Linked DNA regions of Homo sapiens: region 2 is linked to region 1. Evidence: chromatin contacts called from ENCODE POLR2A ChIA-PET data. All regions are on one chromosome and are shown on one strand. The core of a region is the stretch at or near the end of the contact, and the rest is flanking DNA. Distances in the headings are between cores, read along the strand shown.

Region 1 (4,935 bases), core at 162-2,661:
TATGTTACAAACCTGCACGTCGTGCAACGTCGTGCAAATGTATTGTAGAAGTTAAAGTATAATAAAAAAAGAAAAAAAATCCATTCATATATCAATAAAAAATAGATCAATCAATCAATAAAACATTAAAGTGCAATGTCGACAAGAGGTGGTAAAAGCAGGCATCCTTGTGTTGTTCCTGGTCTTTGTGGGGAAATCTTTAAATTTGTAAGCCTTTCACTGTTGCATATGGTGTAAGTCTCTTCCTTTCTTTCTTTCTCCTTCCTTCCTTCTTTCCTTCCTTCCTTCCTTCCTTCTTTCTCTCTTCCTTCTTTTTCTTTCTTTCTATAAATAGAAACAGCAGGCCGGGCACGCTGGCTCAGCCTGTAATCCCAGCACTTTGGGAGGCCGAGGCAGGCGGATCACGAGGTCAGGAGATAGAGACCATCCTGGTTAACACAGTGAAACTCCATCTCTACTAAAATACAAAAAAAAAATTAGCCGGGCGTGGTGGTGGGCGCCTGTAGTCCCAGATACTCGGGAGGCTGAGGCAGGAGAATGGCCTGAACCCAGGAGGTGGAGCTTGCAGTGAGACGAGATCATGCCACCGCACTCCAGCCTGAGCGACAGAGCGAGACTCCGTCTCAAAAAATAAATAAATAAAAATAAATAAATAAATAGAGCCAGCGTCTCACTATGTTGCCCAGGCTGGTCTCAAACTTCTAGGCTCAAGCAATCTTCCCAAAGTACTGGGGTTACAGGAGTGAGTCACCTTGCCTGGCCTGGTGTAAGTTTTTTATATATGCCCTTTATCCTGTTGAAGAAGTTCTCTTCTGGTCTTTATTATTTCAGTATTCTTTGTTGTTGTTGTTGTTGTTTTGTTTTGTTTTGTTTTAAATCCTGAAAAGGTGTTGGGTTTTGTCAAAGGCTGTTTTCTACATTATCCCTTAATTCTATTAATGTTGTGAATAACATTTATTTATTTATTTATTTATTTATTTACTTATTTTGAGATGGAGACTCACTCAGTCTCCCAGGCTGGAGTGCAGTGGCATGATCTCGGCTCACTGCAACCTCCATCTCCTGGGTTCAAGCAATTTTCCTACCTCAGCCTCCCTAACACCTGGCATTACAGGCGTGTGTCACCACGCCCAGCTAATTTATTTTTATTTTTTGTATTTTTAGTAGAGACGGGGTTTCACCGTGTTGGCCAGGCTGATCTTGAACTCTTTACCTCAAATGGTCCACCTGCCTCGGTCTGCCAAAAGTGCTGGGAATACAGGCGTGCACTACCGTGCCTGGCTGAGTTTTTTCTTTTTTGAGACAGGGTCTCACTTTGTCACCCAGGGTGGGGTGCAGTGGCACAAACATGGTTCACCGCAGCCTCAACCTCCCCAGCTCAAGTGATTCTCTCACCTCAGCATGCCAAGTAGCTGGGACTACAGTTGTGAGCCACTGCGCCCTGCCCTGATTTTCTTATAATGAATCACCCTTACATTCTTGGGATAAGTCTCATCTGTTAACACATATGTATAATATGTTTCTATGCTGCTGGATTTGATTTGCTAGTATTTTCTTTAGGATTTCTGCATCTATATTTATAAGGGACATTGGTCTATAGTTTCCTTTTCCTGTAATGTCATTGTGTGGCTTTGGTATCAGGGTAATGCTGGCCTCATAGAGTGGGTCAGAAATGTTGCCTCCTCTTCTAGTTTTGGGAAGATTTTAATAAGAATTGGCCTTAATTATTCAAATACCTGGTAGAATTCACCAATGGAGCCATCGGGTCCTGAGCTTTTCCTTACGGAACTTTAAAAAATTGTTACCAATTCCATCTCTTTCCTTGTTATAGATCTATTCCGACTTCCTAGTTTTTCTTGGGTTAGTCTTGGTAATTTGTGTGTTTCTAGAAATTTGTACATTTCTTCCAGGTGTATTCAATTAATTGACATGTCATTGTTTATAGTATTCTCTTATAATCTTTTATTTTTGTAAGGGTTGTAGTAATCTTTGGTTCCTGATTTTAGTGGTTTGGGCCATCTCCATTCTTCTTCTGGGGGCATCAGTATTTCCAAAAGTTTAGCAATTTTGCTGATTTGTTAAAGAACCAGTTTTTGGTTTTGTTGACTCTATTGCTTTTATAGAATACTATATTTTATTTATCTTCACTGTAATTTTTATTGTTTTTTTGCTGCTGCTTGCTTTCGGCATAGTTTGATCTTTTTCTAATCCCATAAGGTGGAAGAATGTATTATTTATTTGAGATCTGTCTTTCTTTTTTTGCTTGAGACAAGGTCTTGCTCTGTTGTCCAAGCTGGAGTGTAGTGGTGCAATCATGGCTCACTGCAGCCTCAAACTCCTGGGCTCAAGTGATCCTCCTGCCTCAGCCTCCCAAGTAGCTGAGATCACAGGCATGTGCCACGATGCCTGGCTAGATTTTTTATTTGTATTTTTCATACAGATAGGGTCTCGCTATATTACTGAGGCTGGTCTCAAACTCCTGGCCTCAAGTGTTCATTTTTTTTTTTTTTTTTTTGAGATGGAGTTTCACTCTTGTTGCCTAGGCTGGAGTGCAATGGCACGATCTCAGCTCACCACAACCTTCGCCTCATGGGTTCGAGTGATCCACCTGCCTCAGCCTCCTAGGTAGCAAGGACTACAGGCATGTGCCACCATGCCCAGCTAATTTTGTCTTTTTAGTGGAGATGGGGTTTCTCCATGTTGGTCAGGCTGGTCTTGAACTCCTGACCTCAGGTGATCCACCCGCCTCAGCCTCCCAAAGTGCTGGGATTACAGGCGTGAGCCACTGCGCCCACCCTCTTTCATTTTTGATGTAGGTGACTACAGCTATAAATTTCCCTCTGAGCATTGTCTTTGCTGCATCTCATAAGTTTTGGTAAGTTGTACTGCTTTTTCATTCATCTCAAAATATTTAAAAATTTTTTTATGATGTCTTATTTTACTCATTGTTTATGTTAATTTCTACATAATCGTATATTTGTGAATCTAAAAATTTTCTTTCTCTTGTTGATTTCTAGTTTTATTCTGTTGTGGTTGAAGAAATTACTTTTTTTTTTTTTTTTTGGCAGGGTCTCACTCTGTCGCCCAGGCTGGAGTGCAATGGCCTGATCTCAGCTCACTGCAACCTCCGCCTCCCGGGTTCAAGCAATTCTCCTGCCTCAGTCTCCCAAGTAGCTGGGATTATAGGCACCCGCCACCACACCCAGCTACTTTTTGTATTTTTAATAGATATGCGGTTTCACCATGTTGGCCAGGCTGGTCTCAAACTCCTGACCTCAGGTGATCCGCCTGCCTCGGCCTCCCAAAGTGCTGGGATTACAGGTGTGAGCCACCGCACCCGGCCAAAAGTACTTTGTATGATTTCAACTTTTTTTTTTTTTTTTTTTTTTTTGAGACAGGGTCTCTCTCTGTCGCTCAGTCTGGAGTACAGTGGCGTGATCTCAGCTCACTGCAACCTCCACCTCCTGGGTTCAAGCAATCCTCCTGCCTCAGCCTCCTGAGTAGCTGGAATTACAGGTGCCCACAACCATGCCCAGCAAATTATTGTACTTTTAGTAGAGATGGGGTTTCACTGTGTTGGCCAGGGTGGTCTCGAACTCCCGACCTCAAGGGACCCACCTGCCTTGGCCTCCCAAAGTGTTGGGATTACAGGCGTGAGCCACCGCGCCCAGCCGATAACTCAAAAATTTTCAAGAGGCAAAGACTTATTTTTTAACAGATGTGAGACTCAGTGTTTTAAACAAGACCCAATAAAGACAGTATGAGGCTAACTGAATCTGTCCCTCCTGCAAAGAAACATTTTTTTACTGTTTTTTAATATTACATGAAAATTTTGTTTAAAAAACTAAATTTTACCTTTGTATGTAAAATTGTTCCTTTAGTAGTTTTAATTACATATATTATAATGTTAACTCTTAGGCAGTCTCCGCCTCTCGGGTTCAAGCAATTCTCTTGCCTCAGCCTCCCGAGTACCTCAGACTACAGGTGTGCACCACCATGCATGCCCAGCTAATTTCTGTATTTTTAGTAGAGACAGGGTTTCGCCATGTTGGCCAGGCTGGTCTCAAACTGCTGACATCAGGTGATCTGTCCGCCTTGGCCTCCCAAAGTGCTGGGATTACAGGCGTGAGCCACTGCATCCAGCCATTACTGACTTTTATTTTTAATGAAAAACTAAGGAGGTAGGCAATTTTAATTATGTACCAGGTACAGAGTCTAGGACAGTAATAATATATGTCAATAATATATGATGCTTTTTAGGATAGGCAGGGGACATGGTTAATTCTACACATCCCCAGGCCTTATCTACAATCTAAGGGCTTTAAAATAGACAAGTCCAACAATTATTTAAAATATTATAGAAGGGCCAGGCATGGTGCCTCATGCTTATAATTCTAGCACTTTGGGAGCAGAGGCTGGTGGACGCCTTGAACCTAGGAGTTAGAGACCAGCCTGGCCAACATGGTAAAACTCGATCTCCACTAAAAATACACAAGTGAGCTAGACATGGTGGTACGTGCTTATAGTCCCAACTACTTGGAAGGCTGAGGTGGAAGGATCACCTGAGCCCAGGGAGGTTGAGGCTGCAGTGAGCATGCCACTGTACTCCAGCCTGGGCAACAGAGTGAGTCCCAGTCTAAGAAAAAAATTTATAAAAGTAGTTTAGGACCTGAAAGGTCTTAGTAAAGACAATACCAGACTTGTCTAATTTACACCAAATGTTCACATTCTGAAGATGTTTTTATTTTACTAATAATTGAAAAACTGTCTTTATTTACTAAAGATTATTAAAGTCATGTGAACTAAAAGATACTTAAAGTTTTTATTTTTTGATGAAATATTCAATTTAAGTGGTTAAGTCAACTGATTAGAGCTTTTAAAAATATATTTCAGTAGTGAAATATTATATATTCATGGCACATATAAACATAGACA
Region 2 (4,986 bases), core at 2,075-4,574, 130 kb after region 1:
ATCACTGGAGGCTTGGAAGTTCAATACCAGCCTGGTCAATATAGCAAGACCCTGGCTCTGCAGAAAATTTAAAAAAATTAGCCAGGTATGGTGGTGCGTACCTGTAGTCCCGTCTACTCAGGAGATTGAGTTAAAAGAATCACTTCAGCCCCGGAGTTGGAGGCTGCAGTGAGTCCTGATAGCATCCCTGCATTCCGGCCTGTGTGACAGAATGAGACCCTGTCTGAAAAAACAAAAAAACTTCCTGACACCTAGGTTGCACCAGACCAGTGAAATTGCGATTGCTGTGGTGGCACCCAGGTGTCATTGTTTTTGTTTTTTATTTATTTTTATGTTTTGAGACAGGGTCTCGCTCTGTCACCCAGGCTAGAGTGCAGTGGCATGATCTTGGCTCACTGCAGCCTCCACCTCCTGGGCTCAAACGATCCTGCCACCTCAGCCCACCACGTAGCTGGGCCCAGAGGCATGCATCACCACGCCTGCTAATGTCTTAGTGTTTTTAAAACTCACGAGGTGATAGTGTGCAATCATGTTTGAGGGCTAGGGACATTTTCCCCCACCAGGGCACGTTTGGCAATATCTGGGGGCATTTTCGGTTGTCCCAACTGGGGGCGAGGGCATGTAGTGGGTCGAGGCCAGGTATTGCTGCTAAAACTCCTACAGTGCGCAGGACAGCCCCCCAAAGAATTATCTGGCTCCAGATGTCAAGAATGCCAAGGATTAGAGACCCTGGCCCACACCCTCAGTCCTTCAGTGGGATCTGGGACCAGTAGCACTGACACAGCCTGGAAGCGTAGAAATGCAGAATCCCAGGCCACACCCCAGACTTGCAGAATCCAAAACAACTCCCCCCACCCCCCACCACTCCCCCCAGAAAAACCCGGCCGCATGTGTGCACATTAAAGCATGCGAAGCCCTGGTTTCGAGGACACCTAGGGTCCCTTGCCAACTGATGAGTTCAAGGTTGGGAGGCACTGAGCACCGCGGATAAGAATGTGGGCTTTGAGATGACACAGGCGTCCTGGGCAGACAGATAGGTCGGGAGGGGAGGAGGAGAGATCTGCGGCATTTCTGCCCCTGAGAGTCTCCTTCCTCTCCGTGGGTCTGGAGGGAGAGTCAGGCCTCTTCAGCTGCCACACTCACCCACCTTCCCTCTCCTTTGTCCCACAGGCCCTGGTGATCACCAATTCAGCCAGAAAATCCTCCACGGTCGGGGAGATTGTCAACCTCATGTCTGTGGACGCTCAGAGGTTCATGGACTTGGCCACGTACATTAACATGATCTGGTCAGCCCCCCTGCAAGTCATCCTTGCTCTCTACCTCCTGTGGCTGGTGTGTGTTTAACGCCGTTTCCCTTTGCATGCAGGGAGGGACTTCTACGTGTGGGCAGTGGGCCGAGGGAGTGGGTGTTGATGGTAATGGCATGTAGAGCTCCCTGGCAGTTCCGGCTGTGGTTCATATTTTATTTTCCAGCCTGTTAACCAATTCCTCAGTATTTTGTTCCTTTCCTGAATTGTCAGGTTGATGTTCTCCTTGGTGGCATGGCGTTTTCATTTTCTCTTTTCCTTGACAGTGTCAGTAATTAACTACCCTACAATGGACGACACATCATATTTCTCCCCTTGAATCCTCCCAAACGCTAACCAGACTCACTTATTCATTAGTCCCTAATTATGGTGGTCAAAATTCTCTCAATTGCAAGGGATATAAATCTGTCTTAAAGTAGCCTAAGTGGCCGGTTGCAGAGGCTCACGCCTGTAATCCCAGCACTTTGGGAGGCCGAGGCGGGCAGATCACCTGAGATCAGGAGTTCGAGACCAGCCTCAACGTGGAGAAACCCCGTCTCTACTAAAAATACAAAATGAGCTGGGCGTGGTGGTGTATGCCTGTAATGCCAGCTACCTGGGAGGCTGAGACAGGAGAATTGCTTGAACCTGGAAGGCGGAGGTTGCGGTGAGCCGAGATTGGGCCATTGCACTCCAGCCTGGGCAACAAGAGTGAAACTCCAATTCCAAAAAAAAAAAAAAGTAGCCTAAGTAAATAGAGGGAACTTTGGGGCTGCATGTATCTCAGAAATCTGGGGACTAGCTTCAGGTGTGGATTGATCCAGGAGATCAAGCAATGTTGTCAGTACTCAGTTTCACCCACTGCCCTGTTGTCCTCTGAGTTAACATCATTCTCAGTGGTACTTCCCTACATGGCTCCGTAGCTTTGGGCTGATAACATCCTGATAGATAAAGGTGCCAGAGAAAAGACAAGGCAGCATTTCTCTGCACAGCCAGAGTCAGTCTCAGAGAGCACTCTGATTAGCCTGGCTTGGTCCTATTCACACCCGTGAACCAATCACTGTGGCCCAGGAGGCAGAGTTCTCTCATTGGCCAGCCTGGGTCACATGTCCTCTCCCATGGCAGAAGAGATGTGATTGACAGCCCTTCCATGTGGAGAGGGAGAGTTCCCAAAATAAAATGATAAGCAAAGAGGCTCATAGCACAACACATGCCTTGTGCTTTGCTACCTCTGGATCTTTGCCACGTACCTTTCCTTCCTTCTTCCTAATTGATGAAAGCCTGCTCATCCCCCAAGGCTGTAACAAACACTACTTCCATTGATTTACCCTCCCTTCTCAATTAGATGGACTTCTTCTTTTGAATTTTGAGTCCCAATAACTTTAGTATAGGAACTCATCTAATAATACTTTCTGAAATAGTTTTTTTTGTTTTGTTTTTGTTTTGACATGGAGTCGCGCTCTGTTGCCCAGGCTGGAGTGTGGTGTGCCATCTTGGCTCGCTGCAACCTCTGCCTCCCAGCTTCAAGCAATTCTCCTACCTCAGTCTCCCGAGTAGCTGGGACTACAGGCTTACACCACCACGCCCATTAAATTTTCTTTTTTTTTTGTATTTTTAGTAGAGACAGTGTTTGATCATGTTGGCTAGGCTGATCTTGAACTCCTGGCCTCAGGTGATCTACCCTCTGTGGTCTCCCAAAGTGTTGGAATTACAGGCGTGAGCCACCGTGCCCAGCCCACTCCCTGAAATAGTTTTGTTTTGTTTTTTTTGCATGCTCAGTGTACTGCCTCCTCTTTGAAGGGTAACATGTTAGCTACTTGCAGACATATAGCAGCTGACTTTTGTGTCTTCTGTGGGTACAACCCCAGCAGGGCCTGATGCATAATGGGCACAGCTCAAATTATTATCTGTTATTGAAAGAGAAGGGCTGGACGAAATGGCTCATGCTTGTGATCTGAACACTTTGGGAGGCCAAGGCGGGTGGATCATCTGAGGCCAGGAGAGCAGCCTGGCCAACATGGCAAAACCCCGTCTCTACTAAAAATATAAACATTAGTCAGGCATGGTGGTGTATGCCTATAATCTCAACTACTTGGGTGGCTGAGGCAGGAGAATGGCCTGAATCCGGGAGGCGGAGGTTGTATTGAGCTGAGTTTGTACCACTGCATACCAGCTTGGGCAACAGAGCGAGACTCTGTCTCAAAAAAAAGAAAAAGGAAGAAGAAAAAATTACTGGTTTATTTGGCTGTAGTTTGGTTTTTTTTTGTACATTTGTAGAGCAGAAGGTGAGTAAAGTGTTTCTAATAATAAAACTCAGAAAAAACACCAGAATTTAATTGTCTAATAGGCTGGGTACAGATATAGGTGGCATGCGCCTGTAATCCCTGCACTTTGGGAGGCTGAGGTGGAAGGATTGCTTGAAGCCAGGAGTTTGAGACCAGCCTGGGCAACATAGTGAGACCCTGTCTCTACAAAAAAAAAAAAAAAAAAAAAAAATTAGCTGGGCATGGTGGTGCCTACCTGTGGTCCCAGCTACCGTGGAGGCTGAGGCAGGAGGATTGCTTGAGCCTAGGAGTGCAGAGGCTGCAGTAAGCTAGGATCACACCACTGCACTCCTACCTGGGTGACAAGGCAAGACCCTGTCTCTAGAAGAAAAAAAAAATCTAAATAAAGTGTCTTTTCAAGCAGGTGTCTTGGGGAGTCCACTTTTGTAAAAGTGCTACTATGGGAAAAATATTTTTGGAACATTTGTTCTAGAACTGCCTTCAGGATTGGTTTATGAACCGTTAAGAAAATTGTCTAACATCACGTTTTGTTTTAGATGGTAGTTGCTTGAGCTCAGCACTGTTGACACTTGGGGCCAGACAGTTCTTTGTTGTGGGGGCTGTCTTTTTTTTTTGTTCTTGTTATTGTTTTTTTTGTTTTTTTAAGGGACAGAGTCTTGCTCTGTTGCCCAGGCTGGAGTGCAGTGGTGCGATCATAGCTCACTGCAGCCTTGAATTCTTGGCCTCAAGCAGTCTTCCCACTTTGTCATCTCATCTAGCTGGGGACTACAGGTGCACGCCACCATGCCTGGCTAAGTTATTTATTTTTTTGTAGAAATGGGGGTCTTGCTGTGTTGCCCAGGCTGGTCTCGAACTTCTACCCTCAAGCTATCTTACCACTTTGGCCTCCCAAAGTGATGGGATTACAGGTGTCAGTCACTGCACCTGGCCACAAGGCTATAAGTTAATACAGCAAAATTAGCAAGGAATTAAGGCACACATGGGGCGGTGTTCAAGAGAAGCCAGGTGCAGGCTTCCAGGAGTCCCCAGCAGAGTCACAGGTTCACTAATTCTCTGGCAACCATGATGATTATGTGTGTGAAATGTTGCCAACCAGGGAAGCTTGGTAGGAGCTCAGTTCCTGGGTTTGTATTAGGGGCAGGTCACATAAGCAGCCTTTGCTTGGCACATACCAAAAGTCTAGACTCCCAGAGGGAAAGCGGTGTTCAGCATAAACCATATTGTTTGTACAAACAGTTGAGGCACACTGAGCTACTCTACCCAATTCTGTTAATGGTGGAAACCCTGTAAGTATGCAGACACTAGCCAAGGGCTAAACTTGTAAGCAGCCTTCAAGCAGGAAAAGCAATCAGGTGGTCGTGTTCACACTTTTCTGCTTACTACCTTATTACCTTTCTAAAAATCTAAGCTGGGTG

The links. ChIA-PET counts read pairs that join two places held with the same protein, here RNA polymerase II (POLR2A).
Region 2: POLR2A ChIA-PET joins it to region 1 with 12 read pairs in CD4-positive, alpha-beta T cell. The contact joins two enhancer-like sites. POLR2A ChIA-PET finds 5 or more read pairs at or near these places in 4 of 52 experiments (CD4-positive, alpha-beta T cell, H1, HepG2 and 1 more).

What each region holds. Positions count from the first base shown.
Region 1 is chr16:15,918,785-15,923,719 of GRCh38, forward strand. All of the region lies in intron 1 of LOC107984869 (a long non-coding RNA gene), which reads right to left. Among named protein-coding and RNA genes, the nearest start is that of ABCC1, 28 kb to the right of the region's middle. Within about 2 kb of position 1,412, at least 4 of the 41 ENCODE cell types and tissues checked have a DNase peak (open chromatin) inside an H3K27ac peak, as active enhancers do.
Region 2 is chr16:16,046,972-16,051,957 of GRCh38, forward strand. It overlaps ABCC1 (ATP binding cassette subfamily C member 1 (ABCC1 blood group)), which reads left to right. Exons shown (of 31, transcript NM_004996.4): 10 at 1,171-1,332. Among named protein-coding and RNA genes, the nearest start is that of ABCC1, 100 kb to the left of the region's middle. Within about 2 kb of position 3,325, at least 6 of the 41 ENCODE cell types and tissues checked have a DNase peak (open chromatin) inside an H3K27ac peak, as active enhancers do.